2 separate regions of the Homo sapiens genome follow, and region 2 is linked to region 1. Evidence: read pairs that join two places in POLR2A ChIA-PET (ENCODE). Cell type or tissue: OCI-LY7. All regions are shown on one strand. Region 1 holds the start of CD3D (CD3 delta subunit of T-cell receptor complex). Region 2 overlaps MPZL3 (myelin protein zero like 3).

Region 1 (8,000 bases):
CATATTACAGAGATCTGGCACTTGAATTCAATTCAATTAGATTTAATCCAAACATTTAACGAGGACTATTATGACCTAAAATAATTAGATATTATGAAAGAAAAGAGTGCTGATATGAAGAATCAACTGCTGCTTCCAAAGTTTATGAATGAAGTGAAAAAATTAAAACATATATGCAATTAATTTAATAGAATGTATACATTATCTTTTAGTGCTTATATGACTGCATATGAAAAAAGGGTAGAAGCTATTAATTTTGTCCAAGGGTGAGGATCAGGGAAAGCTTAATAGAGGAAACGACATTTGTCTGGGCCTTGAAGAGTAAGCAAGAATATACCAGATAGAGAAAGTCATTCTGAGTAGAAAGAATAGCTGAATAAGATGCAGCTTTGGAAAAGGACAAGAGAGGTAGTGTGGCTAGAGGTGGAGTGTGTGTGATAGGGAGAGGCGGTCATGAGTCAAAGTATAATGGAAATACAAGAAGTGAACTGTCTTAGAACCTCATGCAGGGCGGGATTATTTTTGAACAGTATCCAGTGCAGTGTCTGGAACATGGTAGGAACTTTATTTGTTGAATGAATGTGCAAATGAATAAATGAGCAAATGGGAGAAAAGGCAAGACAAACAGTTAAAGAGGTTTCTAACTAGTTTTTCTCCTGACCACCTGGTCAGAAGACCGAGAGAAGACAGAGACCCCTCATTCTAAATTGGATTCAGGGAAGGAGATTGCACTGATCATTGACATAGTTTTTTTTTTTTTTTTTGAGACATCTTTTTTTTTTTTTCTTGCTCTGTCACTCAGGCTGAAGTGCAGTGGTGTGATCATGGCTCACTGCAGCCTCAAGCTCCTGGGCTCAAGCAATCCTCCCACTTCAGCCTCCCAAGTAGCTGGCATAAGTGCATGCCAACATGCCTGGCTAATTTTCGTAGTTTTTGTAGACACAGGGTATCCCTATTTTGCCCAGGTTGGTCTTGAACTCCTGGGCTCAAATGATCCTCCCTCCCTAGCCTCCCAAAGTGTTGGGATTATAGCCATGAGCCACTGTGCCTGGCTGATTGACATCTTTTAATGTTGCATATCTGAGTGAGGTTTCCTTTTAGGACTTAAGAGTTCATATAGCCACATTTCTTTTTTTTTTGTTTTGTTTTTTGAGACGGAGTCTCACTCTGTCGCCCAGGCTGGAGTGCAGTGGCACCGTGTTGGCTCACTGCAACCTCCATCTCCTGGGTTCAAGCAATTCTCCTGCCTCAGCCTCCTGAGTAGCTGGGATTACAGGCACCCACCACCACACCCCACTAATTTTTAAAATATTTTTAGTAGAGATAGAGTTTCACCATGTTGACCAGGATGGTCTCGAACTCCTGACCTCAGGTGATCCACCTGCCTCGACCTCCCAAAGTGCTGGGATTACAGGCATGAGCCACCATGCCCGTCCCTGCCACATTTCTGGATTGGCTGGCATGAGAACTCCCAGACAGTGGAGGAGTTGTTCAAGTACACATAGCTCATTGGTGTCCAAGCTGGATCCAGAGCTCAGGTTTTCTACTGCTGAACTCAAATGCTCTTTCCATGATATGCAGCCACCTCACCCAGGCTTGAGAGTTGCTCCTCAACCTGTGTTGTCTTTACCTGACTTTTCCTTGCATTTCTCTCAGAAATAATTCTATTCTAAACTCTCACTGTCCTCTTCAAGTCTCCCAACCGGTCATCACCCAGCTCAGTTTCAGCAGGTGGCATTGCCTCCCACCTGGATTTTTTAGAACACGGAAGTTGTTATTGTCCTTTCTCCTTTAGCTTCCTTTCCCTTTATAAACCTATTTGTGGCCAGTGCCGTTTGCACTTCCTTTCTCCTGGTCTTAGAGGGTAACGTTGCCTTCCTCTCTGTGCTCTTGACCCCACTCTTGACTCTGTCCTTCCACCATCAACTCCAGGACCTTGCTCTACTCATCATCTTCTCCTTTAGCCTAGAAATGTGCTCAAGTTTCTCTCACCCTCAAAAACATTTATTCTTAGACTCTACTTCCTCCTCTACCTACCACCCAGTCTTTTCTCCCTCCTCATCCAAATGTCTTTAAAGAATAGTCTACACTTGCTGACCTCATCACCTGACCTTCACCTTCTACCAATTTTCACTTGGCTTCCACTCACAATACCCTGCTGAAACTGTGCTAAATCACCCATGATGCATATTCTGCCACATCCCGCAGACTTAAACTTTTAAATATATTCTTATATTAGTGGGCTCTCTTTAACATTTTATACTCTTGGTAATTCTCTTCTTCTAGAAGCTCTCTACTCTCTTGGTTTCCAAGGTAGTGCATACATTTGATTATTTCAGCTCTTTGATTCTCCTTTTATCTCTTTCCTGGAATGTTTTTTTTTCTCTAACTGCCCCTTAAAATTGGTGCCCTCACTGTTCCATCTTCAGCTCCCTCTTCCTCACATAGTACTTGTGTGACTTCAGCAAATTCCATGGTTTTAACTTTCCCAGGATGTCCAGACTCCAGGCATCAACCCAGTTCATCCACTTCCTATTGGATAGTCCAATGGAGTATTCATGCAGGCACCCATACTATACTGTACACTCAGTCTGGCACCATGAAAACTAATCTCTCCAATGAGACTATGAGTTCTGTAGAGCATAAGTGTTTTATTCATTTTTATTTCCTCATGGCATATCACATATTAGGGTCTCACCCATCTTTGTTGACCAATTGGCCAACTGCCCAACTGAGTGAATGGACATTTCCTAGGTCGACTGCTAGCCCCCAGCTCTGAAGTAGGGAACATATACTTTTTCCTTTTAGTTTCTTGGCCTATGCCCTTTTGGGCTGCATTCAAATCTAAGATGGCGGTAACAGGGTCCTCTCTTCAGCCATTTAAGTACTCTGTTTGCATTTTTCAGAGACAAGGATTCCTTCTCCTCCATGGGACACTGTTTCTCTCTAGCAGAGAACAGTTAAGAGCCTCCATTTTGCCCTTCTTTGAACTCTAAGGTGACAGCAGAGGTAGGCTGAAGGTTAGGGATACCAATATTCCTGTCTCACTAGTGATGGGCTCTTCCCTTGAGCCCTTCCCCAGGCTTCCAGACCCCTAGTAGGCCCTTACCTTGAAGAAGAATGATAGCCAGGATGAGGACAGCCAGGCCCTTCCCCTGTTCCATGTCAGTCTCTGTCCTCCGGCAAAAGCGTGGAGCAGCCCTTAGCAGCCAGCCAGCCAGCCAGCCTGTGCAGCAGCTAGACTGGCTCCACCCATCACTGTTGGGGCTGGGGCCTTTGAGAGAAGGCAAGAACCCAGAGCCTCCACCCTCTGCTGCAAGTGTGAGCAGCAGGGGCCTCAGCAGGGCTGCAGGTGCAGATGCCTTTTGTTTTTCCGTTAAGGAGGGTGAAGGTGGTGGGGAAGAAGAGGGAGAGAGTGCTGGATTCCCACTCAGAGACTCATCTTGCACAGGGAACCGCAATGGATGCTGGGTGGGAGATGGTCCTGGGACCGTTTCTTCATGAGGGAGATAAATGTCCCTGTCATTAGTTGTTAGGATCGTAGCCAGTTGTTACTTGTTGCTAGTTGTTGTTGCTGTAGGTAATGAATTTAGGAGGGACTCTCAGATGCTTGGGGCTGGACCTCCAAATGGAAAGCCACCTCAGTCCAGGCCTTCATTCAGGAATTTTTTTCACTTTTTTTTTCTTTTTCTTTTTTGAGACAGAGTCTCACTTTGTTGCCCAGGCTGGAGTGCAGTGGCGCTATCTCAGCTCACTGCAACCTCCACCTCCGGGGTTCAAGCGATTCTCCTGCCTCAGCCTCCTGAGTAGCTGAGATTACAGGTGCGTGCCAGCAAGCCCGGCTAATTTTTGTATTTTTAGTAGAGACGGGGTTTCACCTTGTTGGTCAGGCTGGTCTCGAACTCCTGACCTTGTGATCCACCTGCCTCAGCCTCCCAAAGTGTTGGGATTACAGGCGTGAGACACGGCACCTGGTTTCACTATTCTTTTGAGATCATGAAAGAGGCGCCTGGAAGGCAATAGGTGGAACAATTCCGAGGACAGGCCAGCACATTTTCAGGGGCCAGAGCCCGGACTGAATGTCCAGGATCTCAGGCCCCTATCTCCCTCAGCCAGTCAGTCAGTGAGCCAACAAAAATGTGCAGAGCTCCCGTTATGTGCCAGGCACAAGATACAGCAGTGAGCAAGACAGGCATGACTCTGTCCCCAGGTAAGTGACAGTCTAACTGCAGCAGCGTGAAGAGTTTCAGATCCTCGTAGGCCACAGGGGAAAAAGGTCCATTTGTCTCACCGGGAGGCTCAATATTGCCTGTCAGTCAATTATATTATTATTAATAACTACCCCTTAATGAGCACATATGATGCGTGAGGCACCATGCAAATATCTTGTTTGAATCCTAATAATGGTACTAATGGAATAAGACTCTGAAAAATTTTATGGCTGGCCCAGGCCCCACAGGTAGGCAGTATTGGACCCAGGATTCAAATCTCTGGCTGGGGTCTCTAAAGCCCAACCTCCCACTGACAAGAAGCTGCTAGATCTGGTGTCCCTGGCTGCCTAGTGAAGGGTCCTGAGAAAGATCAGCCTCCATGAGAAATCTAGCTGCTACGGCTTGCGCTATGGGGCCGACGGCTTCTCTCAAGGGGCTTCGAGATGTGGCAGTGTTTAGGTTGTGTGTAAATGTGGTTGCATTGTCAATAGGGACGCTAAAGTTCAGGCCACCTTTTCCATATTCTCTGCCAGCTCCCTGCTCAGAGATAGAGCAATTTACACCGCTTCCTTCCTACCCTACCCCTAGCCCACCCCCACTCTGAAAATTTCCCACCATCAACGGCAGAAAGCAGAGAAGCAGACATCTTCTAGTTCCTCCCCCACTCTCCTCTTTCCGGTACCTGTGAGTCAGCTAGGGGAGGGCAGCTCTCACCCAGGCTGATAGTTCGGTGACCTGGCTTTATCTACTGGATGAGTTCCGCTGGGAGATGGAACATAGCACGTTTCTCTCTGGCCTGGTACTGGCTACCCTTCTCTCGCAAGGTAAGGCTACTCCAGGTGGGTGGGGGAAGGGACCTGAGAGGGACATTACTGATGGGAGTGAGGCCCACTTGAAAGTGTTTCTTGCCAGGCACGGTGGCTCACACCAGTAATCCCAGAGCTTTGGGAGGCCGAAGTGGGAGGATCCTTTGAGGCCAGGAGTTTGAGACCAGTCTGAGCAACATGATGAGACTCTATCTTTACAAAAAACAAAAGAATTAGCCAGGCATGGTGGTGCACAACTGTAGTCCCAGCTATTTGAGAGGCTGAGGCAGGAGGGTCACTTGAGCCCGGGATTTCAAGGCTTCAGTGAGCTGTGATCATGCCACTGCCCTCCAACCTAGGCAACCTGTGAGACCTTATCTCAAAAAAAAAAAAAAGTGCTTCTCGGTGCTAGCTTCAGTTCACCAGGCACCCCAGGGGTGTCAGGAGGGCAGGGGCAGGATGTAGCATAGAGTCTGGGAAACAGGCTCTTGGCTTTGACTGACTCCAGCCATGGGTGCATGTGGGCCTAGAATGTCTCTCAGAAGGCCTTAGGCCAGAGATCTGCAGAAAATAGCTCAGTACGTATGTACCTGAATCTGGGACTGGCCATGGGAGCACAGCTTCCTGCACTACTCCTTTTAGGCCTGATGGCCTCTGGAATCAGGACTCTTGTTTGTTTGGCCATGATTATGTCATCCCTGGAGGCATGTCCTAGCACTTATGTGAATGCTTTAAGAGAAGTTAACTTTAGGTTGAGCAGGACGGAGGGAAGATTTGAGGGGTTGTTACATGGTAGGATTTTAACTCATCTCAGTTTGCCAATTTCAGTTTTAAAATGGAAAGTCCCATGTCCGAGGAACCCCTTCAACACTAAGCAAACTGGGTCCAATGGTCACCTAATAGTTGGCTGCACTAGGGCACTCAGGATTTCCACTGGAGACAGATCCCTGAAGAGGACGCGACTGTAGGACGTGAAGCATTTGATGTGCATGTGTCTCCCTGAGGATACATGCATATACTTCCAACCTGCTTCAGAAGTGTGAGCAACAGCTGTTTCAGGGTTTTCTAGAAGATGCTCTTGTATCCAAATTTGGGACTTAGTGTGAAGCCCAGGATGAATGAATGTAGCCTCCACTTTTCCCTGTGTTTGGAGGCATAGACTGTAGTGCCTCTGTGGCCTGTGGAGATGTGCTCAGGCTGTCAGAGGAACTCACTGCATCTGGAATGTTGCTGCACTCACCTCCAGCCCTAAAAGTCTCCCACAAGACTTGACTTGTGAGGAGCTCTAGGGATGGATTCAATAAAATTTTTTTCCTGTTCTCCTCCTTCTAACCAAGGGTGGAAAACTGTACATGGGATTTGCCCTGGTCCCGTTCTGGACCACTTGGCTGATAATTCAGGGGCTGGTAAACCAGCTGGTCTCCACCCACAGCCATCCCTGGCCCTGGGAAAGGCTTCAGTGTTGAGAGCCCCGCTTTCTTGGTTGTCAATGGAGCAGGGGCAATGAGGAAGGATGAGGATAAGAAGCTGAAGTGGGAGTGTTGTAGATGGCTGGGAAGTGGAATTAGATGTTTCCTTGAAGAAAAAATGCAGACATTTCCAATCGAGGAATGTTCTTCTGTCTTTCCACATCTTCCAGGTGCTTCAGTGGTCCGTGCTCCCCCTACTCCTCATCAGTGGTCTGGATTCATTTCCAGGAAGGTGCTTGGGTCAATCCTGCTCTGAGGGGTCCTCTTTTGCACCAAGGCCCCAAGACCTGTCCTCTGCTTGAATGGCATCCTCATGTCCCCCTTGACCCCTGCAGTTGGTGGGGAACTTTCTGAAGGCTTTTTCTTGTGACTTCTGTCTCTCTTGATGGAAGCCATAAACTGTCCTGGACCAGGAAAATGGTCTCTGTTAAGTATGAGCTTCCGCAGAACAAAGGGCTTGGTGCAGATCAAAGAGCTGTCTCCAACTGTGATATTTTTTCCCCTTTAGTGAGCCCCTTCAAGATACCTATAGAGGAACTTGAGGACAGAGTGTTTGTGAATTGCAATACCAGCATCACATGGGTAGAGGGAACGGTGGGAACACTGCTCTCAGACATTACAAGACTGGACCTGGGAAAACGCATCCTGGACCCACGAGGAATATATAGGTGTAATGGGACAGATATATACAAGGACAAAGAATCTACCGTGCAAGTTCATTATCGAAGTACGTGCTTCCTGAACCCTTTGGGTTGGAATGGATAGGGCTTCTGGATGTGAGAACTTTCTGGCTAGAGAGGGATATGGTGAACCCATCTGTTCTCTAAACAAAGTGAGGTCACTATTGTAATGGTACAAGCCAGATTTGGGGACCTTCAAAGTGGAAGAGAGAGCTTAACTCAGCAAGACAGAGCAGTAGGGGTCATGTTACTGCAGCCTTGGTTGGGTGAGAGGTTTGGCCCACCACCTTGTTCAAGGTCCCAAAAGCTGAGATTACTTCTTGGCTCTTCCCAGGGATTCCTTAGGATGCAGGGTGGAGGAAGGTGTGGCAAGCCCATCACCAGGCCTTTCTCCCAGGGTCTTATTGAAGTTTGGGTTTTGGCATAAGAGATCTAAGGGTTGCCCTAGGAGGCAGAGGATGGTTCCCTGATCTTAAAGGCTCTCAACCTCTCCTCTCTCCTCCCTTCCCCCACAGTGTGCCAGAGCTGTGTGGAGCTGGATCCAGCCACCGTGGCTGGCATCATTGTCACTGATGTCATTGCCACTCTGCTCCTTGCTTTGGGAGTCTTCTGCTTTGCTGGACATGAGACTGGAAGGCTGTCTGGGGGTTAGTGGAAGAGCAGAGCATGAGAGTGTGTTTGTGTGTGTGTGTGTGTGTGTGTGTGTGTGTGTACCAGTGAGCTTATGCACCAGCTAAGGAATGGGGCTGGTGGTAGGTTTAGTCTCAGCTGGGAGTTACTCTTGCAATCTCCTAAAGACTCCTAGAACTTTGACTGTTGAAAGAACTTGTGTGT
Region 2 (8,000 bases), 97 kb after region 1:
TTCTTGAGAGGCTGAGGCAGAAGAATCACTTGAACCTGGGAGGTCGGAGTTGCAGTGATCTGGGATTGCACCACTGCACTTCAGCCTGAGCGATGGAATGAGATCCTGCCTCAATAAATAAATAAATAAATAAATAAAAATAAAGTAAATGGAATTACACAATATGTGCTTTTGGTGACTGGCTTTTTTCACTTTGCATGTTTTCAAGGTTCATCCATTTGTTTGGTGTTTTAAATCTTATGTGGTTGAGTTTGGTTTCATGTCAGTGTTTATTTGCCTTTTGTTTTCAAAGATAAGACCACTTAAATTATTAGATTATTTGAATTCTCCTTAAGTTATAAGTCTGGTCCTGCTATATCAGTTATCTAAGTATTTAGAAATGGTAGACTAGGGGACCTAGGTTTCTTAAACTTTTCTCTCTTTTACTTAGGTGTGCAATATGAATAAAATATCAGTAGATTTGTATTTTAGAAAATGGGGCATACAAGATTGGGGGCTTTATTGACACATTTAATTCTTTCATGTGTAAAATTACTTATGTGAAAATGTGATTTTCTTGTTTTTTCCCCAGACTAAAAAGTTTTTGTTAATTATTATGAGTATTTCTATAGTTGGCTGTTTTTACCTGGCAAGAATGCTTTTCTGCTCAGATGAAGAGATAAAGGCATTAGGCCTGGGATGGACATTTCTGAGTGAATTAATGTTGGATTGGTATTTTTTTTATGAGTGGAAGAGACAAACTGTCTTACATCCATTGGTTTTAAAACATTTTTTAATTTCAGTATATATATGTAGAGAAAAGTACACATGTCATAAGCCTATACAGCTCAATGAATTTTAAGAAACTGAACACACATGGGTAACTAGCACCCAAATCAGGATATATAAAATGTTCCTTGCATTCCAAAAGCCTTCTTTTGTGCTTCTTTCCAGTCATTATCCTTTCTCCCCAAAAAGGAGTCAACACCCTGATGTCTAACAGTATAGAATAGTTTAGTTCATCCATGGATGCAGTGAGCCAAGATCACGCCACTGCACTCCAGCCTGGGTGACAGAGTGAGACTCTGTCTCAAAAAACAAACAAACAAAAAACAAACCGAAAATATTAGTCTGTAAAGATTGATCTTGAGCCTAAACTTTTAGATGTTTTCTATCCTTTGAACAAATGCTTCTGTATCTTAAGCTTGGAAGGACACTGGGAAACTAAACACTTTTAAAAGGCACTTTTCTTTCAATAGCCCACTTATAAAGTTTGCTTTATCTACCAGTACGGGGGAAAAAAAGAATAAAGTTGGTTTTATTCCATTTAAAGTAGTTTTGGTATTTCTTTGCTCCATACCAAAGTCTTCCTCCCCCAAAATAAACAAGTGAATTAGAACCAAAAAAAATCAAGAAAAAGAAAAAAGTTAATAATTTCTTCTAGTTCTCAGAGTTTTATATAAGACTGTACAAAATTATCGTCATTTAGAATTTTTTTTTTCACCAGCCCTGAATTTTAGTTCATCCATGGATAAACTATTACTTTTCTTATTTTTCTTTAACTATACAATTAAGACCCCACATATCCAGTATTTAGATTTCAACAAAATGACTTTAAATGTTTATAACTTTTTGGCAAAATCATGCTCATAAATATGGAGTTCAGATATATTAACAAGGGAAAAATTGGTAGGTAGGTGGGTTTATTGATGGCGTACTTACTATAATTTAGCAAACAGAATTTGGTTTAGTAACCAAAATTTACTATAATTTAGTAACCAGAATGTGTAATTTTAATGCTTATTTTGTAATAATTTTTGTTTTATAAAAAGGAAACTGGGCTGGGCACGGTGGCTCACGCCTGTAATCCCAGCACTTTGGGAGGCCGAGGCGGGTGGATCACGAGGTCAGGAGTTCAAGACCATCCTGGCCAATATGGTGAAACCCTGTCTCTACTAAAAATACAGAAGAATCATTTGAACCCGGGAGGTGGAGGATGCAGTGAGCCAAGATCGCGCCACTGCACTGCAGCCTGGGCAACAGAGTGAGACTCCATCTCAAAAAAAAAAAAAAAAAAAAAAAGAGGAAACTGTTGGTTTGGTCTAGTTGAATAAATATTACTATACTAAACATCCACAATATGCTAGGCTCTGTTTTGGTGGGATCAGGATCTATTGGAGAAGACATAAGTCAACAGATGATTTTAGAGTCTGATACTAAGAGGGAAATGCATTAGAAACCATGAGGATGGAGAGAGATGCTTTGATCTGGCATGAGAATAAAGGAAAGATTTCCTGGAGATGAAGTTAAATCTTGAAAGAGGAATAAGTTTGTTAGAGATAGGGAGTGAAGAAAATATTAGACATAGAGAGGTGCATAAACCGGGCATGGTGGCTCATGACTGTAATCTCAGCACTTTGGGAGGCCAAGATGGGAGGATCACTTGAGCCAAGGAATTCAAGACCAGCCTGGGCAACAATAGTGAGACCCCATCTCAAAAAAAACAAAAAATAAACAAGGCGGGTGTGGGGTGGGGGGCATTAAATAACTTTCCAAGCAGGTTTTCTGAAACTCGCTTTGATTGGATTAGCTTAGATCACATATTGACCTATCTTTATGATTGGGAGGATGTGATTGGCTCTCAAAAGCCAATTAAGTATTAATACACCTCTTCCTATGTCAGCATTAGGGACTTAACCTGTGTAGCTTGAAATTGACCATGGTAGGAGTATTTGCACCACAGAAATTGTCCAACCCTATGTATGTGGACCTTTTATTTTTTGTAAAAATGTTCTGCTGTTTACCAGGACACCACTAGATGTAATGATTGGTTTAGGTAAATCTGAGTCAGCCTCAGCTGGCAGTAAAGTCAGTTGCTGTTTACTTTTAGTTTTCTCCCCTCCCACCAGACTCATTCTTTTCTCTACTCTACTCTTTGGAAAGCTAACTGTATAAAGTACATCATTCAGGCTCTCTTCCTCTGGTTTCCAGTTATATTTGGCCAACGGGAGGCATTGGCAGGAGATTGGAGGGCAGGAGAGAGATCAGGATATTTATTTCCTGCTCCCTCCCTCTCTTGGTGCCATGATCTGTAGTACCTGTATCCCTCTAACAACAGCCCCTGTCAGGTTGCCCACAGCTCCCACTCTTACCAGGATCTAGTAACACCATTTCCTCCCTTTGCCCTTCAGACCTGGGGATGGTAAAAGCTTTGTGCTGCTGTCAGCTTCCTTAACCTTGGGAAAAGTCCCTTCGAAAAGTGGCCTAGGCTAAGCATGGTGGCTCACGCCTGTAATCCCAGCACTTTGAGAGGTTGAGATGGGAGGATTGCCTGAGTTCAGGAGTTTGAGTCCAGACTAGGCAACATAGGGAAACCCCGTCTCTACCAAAAATACAAAAAATTAGCCAGGTGTGGTGGCACACGCCTGTGGTCTCAGCTATTTGGGAGGCTGAGATGGGAGGATCACTTGAACCTGGGAGGCAGAGGTTGCAATGAACTGAGATCGCGCCACTGCACTGTAGCCTGAGCAACAGAGTGATGCCCTGTCTCAAAAAAAAAAAAAAAAAGAAAAGAAAAAAAGAAAAGAAAAGTGGCCCATACACTTTTCACAATCTCAGCTGATTGTGCCTTCCATTGCCTGCCTGGATCCTGACTGATAGTGTCATTTCCTCCTAGCTCATAGGCTGTGTGGGAAAAGGTAGGTATCAAAAAAAAAAAGGGTATTATTAGGAGATCAGGGGAAATGGATGTTGAGCTGGCAACAAACAAATGTTTACCGCATTCGATTTGAGGTCCTGTGGGGGTGATATTCAAGAGAGTATATCCGGTAACACTTGAACACTCAGAGGCAGATCATGGCTAGTAATATAGATTGGGAAATCATTATCCTGTTAGTGGTTGTTAAATCTACAAGTGAATAGGATTGTCCAAGGAAAACATGTTGAATGACTGTATATTCAGGCTGGAGCTCTGAGGAACACCAGTGTTTAAAGAATGGTTAAGAAAAGAATAGCATTAGATATTTGATACATACTGTCAGAGATGTGGGGAGACAGAGATAGAGTGAGTATGTGTGTGTGTATGTGTAACACAGTCAGTGGTGGAGTTGGTTGGAGGGAAACTAAAGAGATTCTAATCTTAAATTGTAACCCATATCTCTTTGTTCTAAACCAAGGGTTGACAAACATTTTCTGTAAAGGGCCAGAGAGTATTTTAGACTTTGTGGGCTACATGGTCTCTGGGGGCAACTATTCAATTCTGCAAAAAATGCAGCCACAGATAATACATCAACAAATGAACATGGCTGTGTTCTAATAAAACTTTGTTTTAAAAGACATTGTAAATGTTTTTTAGCTGTTTACCAAAAGACCACTGGATGTCATAATTGATTTAGGCCAATCTGGTCACACCCAGAGCTAGCGGCAAGGTCAGTTGCTAGTTGTTTTTAGTTTGTTCCCTTTCCACTAGATCCATTTGCTTCCATTTAGCTCATGGGCCATAATTTGCTCACCTTTGCCCTAAACCAACTGCTCCCTTGACATTATCCCTTGGGTATCTCAGAAGCACCTTAAATGCATCCAGAATCAAACTCCTGTTCCCCTGCCAAGCCTAGTACTTTTCTAGTCTTCCTGTCTCAGTGAATGACATCAGCAAGTCGGAAACCTGACAGTCATCCTTGATACCTCCCTTTCCCTAACATTCCACAGCCATACTTAGTTCAAACTTCCCTTCTTTCTTAATGGACTATCGTAGTAGCCTCCTCAGTAATTTCCCCATATTCACTCATTCACTTTTTCTTTTTTTTCTTTAAGAGATGAAGTCTTGCTCTATTGCCCAAGCTGGAGTGCAGTGGTGCGATCTTGGCTCACCGCAACCTCTGCCTCCCACCACCACGCCTGGCTAATTTTTCATTTTTAGTAGAGACGGGGTTTCGCCATGTTGGCCAGGCTGGTCTCGAACTCCTGACCTCAGGTGATCCACCCACCTCTGCCTGCCAACATGCTGAATTTACCCATATTCACTCTTGATTCCTTGTAAGTGTCTTCTCTAAAGTGATCTTTTTTTTCTTCTTTTTTTGAGATGGAGTCTTGCTTTGTTGCCCAGGCTGGAGTGTAGTGGTGCGATTTCGGCTCACGGCAAGCTCTGCCTCCCAGGTTCATGCCATTATCCTGCCTCAGCCTCCTGAGTAGCTGGGATTACAGGCACCTGCCACCACGCCCCACTAATTTTTTGTATTTTTAGTAGAGACGGGGTTTCACCGTGTTAGCCAGGATGGTCTCGATCTCCTGAACTCGTGATCCACCCGCCTCGGCCTCCCAAAGTGCTGGGATTACAGGCGTGAGCCACCGCGCCCAGCCTAAAGTGATCTTTTAAGAATGCAGATTTCATCAGGTCTCTTCTTGCCCAGTCCCACAGTTAAGTACTTTCCATGGCTTCCTATTACACTAAGGATGAGGACCCAAATCTGTAAGGTCCTGCCTGGTCTGTTTTTTGTTTACCTCCCAGCCACATCTCATTCTATTTTCTCTCCCTTTCGTGTTTTTTTGTGTTGCAGTCATACTCCTTTTCAGCTCCTTGACTGACTGAGCTCCTTCCTGGTGCAGGACCTTTGCATGTGCTGTGTCTTCTGCCTAGAATGCCCTCCCTCTCCTCACCTTGTTACCTTTTTCTTCAGATCTTAGCTCAAGAGTAACTTCCAGGGAAGCTTTCATTAACCACTCTCCTCTCCCCCATCATAACAGGGGCCGTACCCATAGCCACTTTCTTTTTCCTTCCTTCATAGTAGTTATCCAAGTTTGTTAATTATGCATTTGTCTTTATGATTACTTAATTAATGTATCAAACTTCTGCTGTATTTCAAGTATACAAGGGAGTGTATTTATTTTGCTTGCATTTAATTCCAAACCCAGAGGATGGCACAAAAGAGATGCTCAAGAAATGTATGTTTGAAGAATGAGTGAATGAATGAGAGCATTGTCATGCAAGCTTTGGGATAGAGAAGTTCAAGGAGCAAAGAGTCACTGGTAGAGGACCCAGTAAAATAAGTATAGAAAAGTGTCTACTGGGGTTTTTATCCCTCGGATTTTACAATTTTAAGATATATGATGCCTTTTACCAGAAGTGGTAGTGGAGTTCAGTTGTACCATAAGGTCCATAAGTGAATGGGAAGAAGGAAATGGAGACCTCAAGTGTAGACCACTCTTTCACAAACTTGGCTTAGAAAGGAGAGAAAGGGCAGTAGTTGGTAACTAGAGTAATATTACAGCGTTAAAGAAAGATTTTTTAAAATTGCTATTTGTTTTTAAGGATGGGAGAAACCTGTGTATTTAGAGGCTGAAGGGGAGGGGTTGAAGGCAGTAGAAAGGTTTTTTTTTTTTTTTGAGACAGAGTCTCGTTCAGTCACCCAGGCTGGAGTACAGTGGTGTGATCTCAGCTCACTGCAACCTCTGCTTCCCAGGTTCAAGTGATTCTCCTGCCTCAGCCTCCTGAGTAGCTGGGACTACAGGCATGTGGCACCATGCCTGGCTAATTTCTTTTGTATTTTCAGTAGAGACAGGGTTTTGCCATGTTGCCCCGGCTGCTCTTGAACTCCTGGCCTCATGTGATCCCCCTGCCTCGGCCTCCCAAAGTGCTGGGATTATAGGCATGAGCCACCACGCCTGGCCTAGAGAGGTTTTTCTGCTAAAGCAGGGAATGGAGGGGATGAATCCAGGCAGAGCAGAGGACCTGGCCTCGCATAGGAAAAGGGACACCACATCCTTTCAGGTTGGAAGTAAGGATGGGAGCAGATGCAGGAATGTGTGTGCCTGGGCCGTTTATATGGCCTCGAGTTTCATGACGATGTAAGAGGTAACATTTTCTTCTGAGAATGAGGGGTTTGGAGGTTGCATGGAGGACTAAGGGAGAATGACAAGGGCTTGAGGAATCATGGAATGGGAAGCTAAGCAAGGCCAGTTAAACGTTTGCCAGGCCTCGTTGAGGACTCAGCTGTGGGAGATATTCACGCATTTCTTATGGTAATTGTCCAGTCGTGTGATTTTTCTTGTTCACAACTAGCCTAGTCTGGTCGTCTAGAGCTGAGCTTTTTCTGAAAGGGTGCAATGGAAAGATAGGAGTGTAGGGGAGTTAAGAGTATTGCATGTACTATAAAAAAGGTGATAGGAATAAAGTGGGTGATTTACAAGCATGCTTTGTTCCTATACTAGAATTTCTGGTGACCTGTCCACCTGTTTCTCTCAGTGTCCCTCTGCCTGCTCCCCTCCCTCTGAATTTTTGCCCTGAAGGTGCTGACATTTAATAGAGGAATAGCCTTTGTAACTAGGTGCAATCGATGGCATCTGTGCCTGTGCAGGATTATGTACCTAGTGTTAGGAGGAGAAAGGGCGATGAACCGCATCAGGGAATTTGGGAAGGCACCGCAAAGGGGGCCGATATTTGAGCTGGAATTTGAAGGTGTGTGAATGTTGGGATATGGTGTGGTGGGGAACAACCCAGGCAGGATTATTAGAGGTGGGGAGAGCCTTTCAGACAGAGACCTGTTCAAAGAAAGGCTCAGTGGCATGAAAGGACACAGTACATGTGGGACATGGCAGGACATTCAAGTAATGATGAAGGGATTGGGAAGGTAGATGGGATGCAGTGACAGAAGTTTAGGGCTAGATTGCCACTCTCTGAATTTTATTTTGTAGTCCAATAGGAAATTACTGAAAGTTTTTGAATATGTGTGGTGTTCATTTTAATAATAATAGCTAATGTTTATTAAAGTTATTATTCCAGATGCTGTGCCAAGCGTTTCATGTTGTGAAATGAACAACATGATCAAAATGAAAAATTTTCTTTTTTGATTGTAGTGGCTCTTCAGAGTGATCCAGTGAAGTAGATCTTGTTATTATTCCCATTTTCCAAGTGAAGACATTGAAGCTTGAACTGGTTAGGTAACCGAGATCACGGTCTCACAACCAGAAAGTAGCTGAGCTAGAACTCAAGTCCAGCTTTGGCTAATTCTAAATCTGTATTTCAA

The links. ChIA-PET counts read pairs that join two places held together with the same protein. Peaks named below come from ENCODE experiments on the same cell type or tissue, not always from the same donor. Only the 100,000 strongest peaks of a DNase experiment are listed, where the experiment ranks them.
Region 2: POLR2A ChIA-PET joins it to region 1 with 8 read pairs; 10 of 35 experiments call an interaction of 5 or more read pairs at or near these places.

The regions. Positions count from the first base shown.
Region 1 is chr11:118,339,588-118,347,587 of GRCh38, reverse strand. It overlaps CD3D (CD3 delta subunit of T-cell receptor complex), which reads left to right and starts at 4,883. Exons shown (of 5, transcript NM_000732.6): 1 at 4,883-5,035; 2 at 6,995-7,213; 3 at 7,682-7,813. The coding sequence starts at 4,981. It overlaps CD3G (CD3 gamma subunit of T-cell receptor complex), which reads right to left and starts at 3,244. Exons shown (of 7, transcript NM_000073.3): 1 at 3,110-3,244. The coding sequence starts at 3,164. In OCI-LY7, no CTCF peak of the experiment used is centred here; a DNase peak (open chromatin) is centred at 4,217.
Region 2 is chr11:118,242,132-118,250,131 of GRCh38, reverse strand. The region is part of intron 1 of MPZL3 (myelin protein zero like 3); the gene reads left to right. Among named protein-coding and RNA genes, the nearest start is that of MPZL3, 6.2 kb to the left of the region's middle. RefSeq lists an enhancer at 7,890-8,000. In OCI-LY7, no CTCF peak of the experiment used is centred here; no DNase peak of the experiment used is centred here.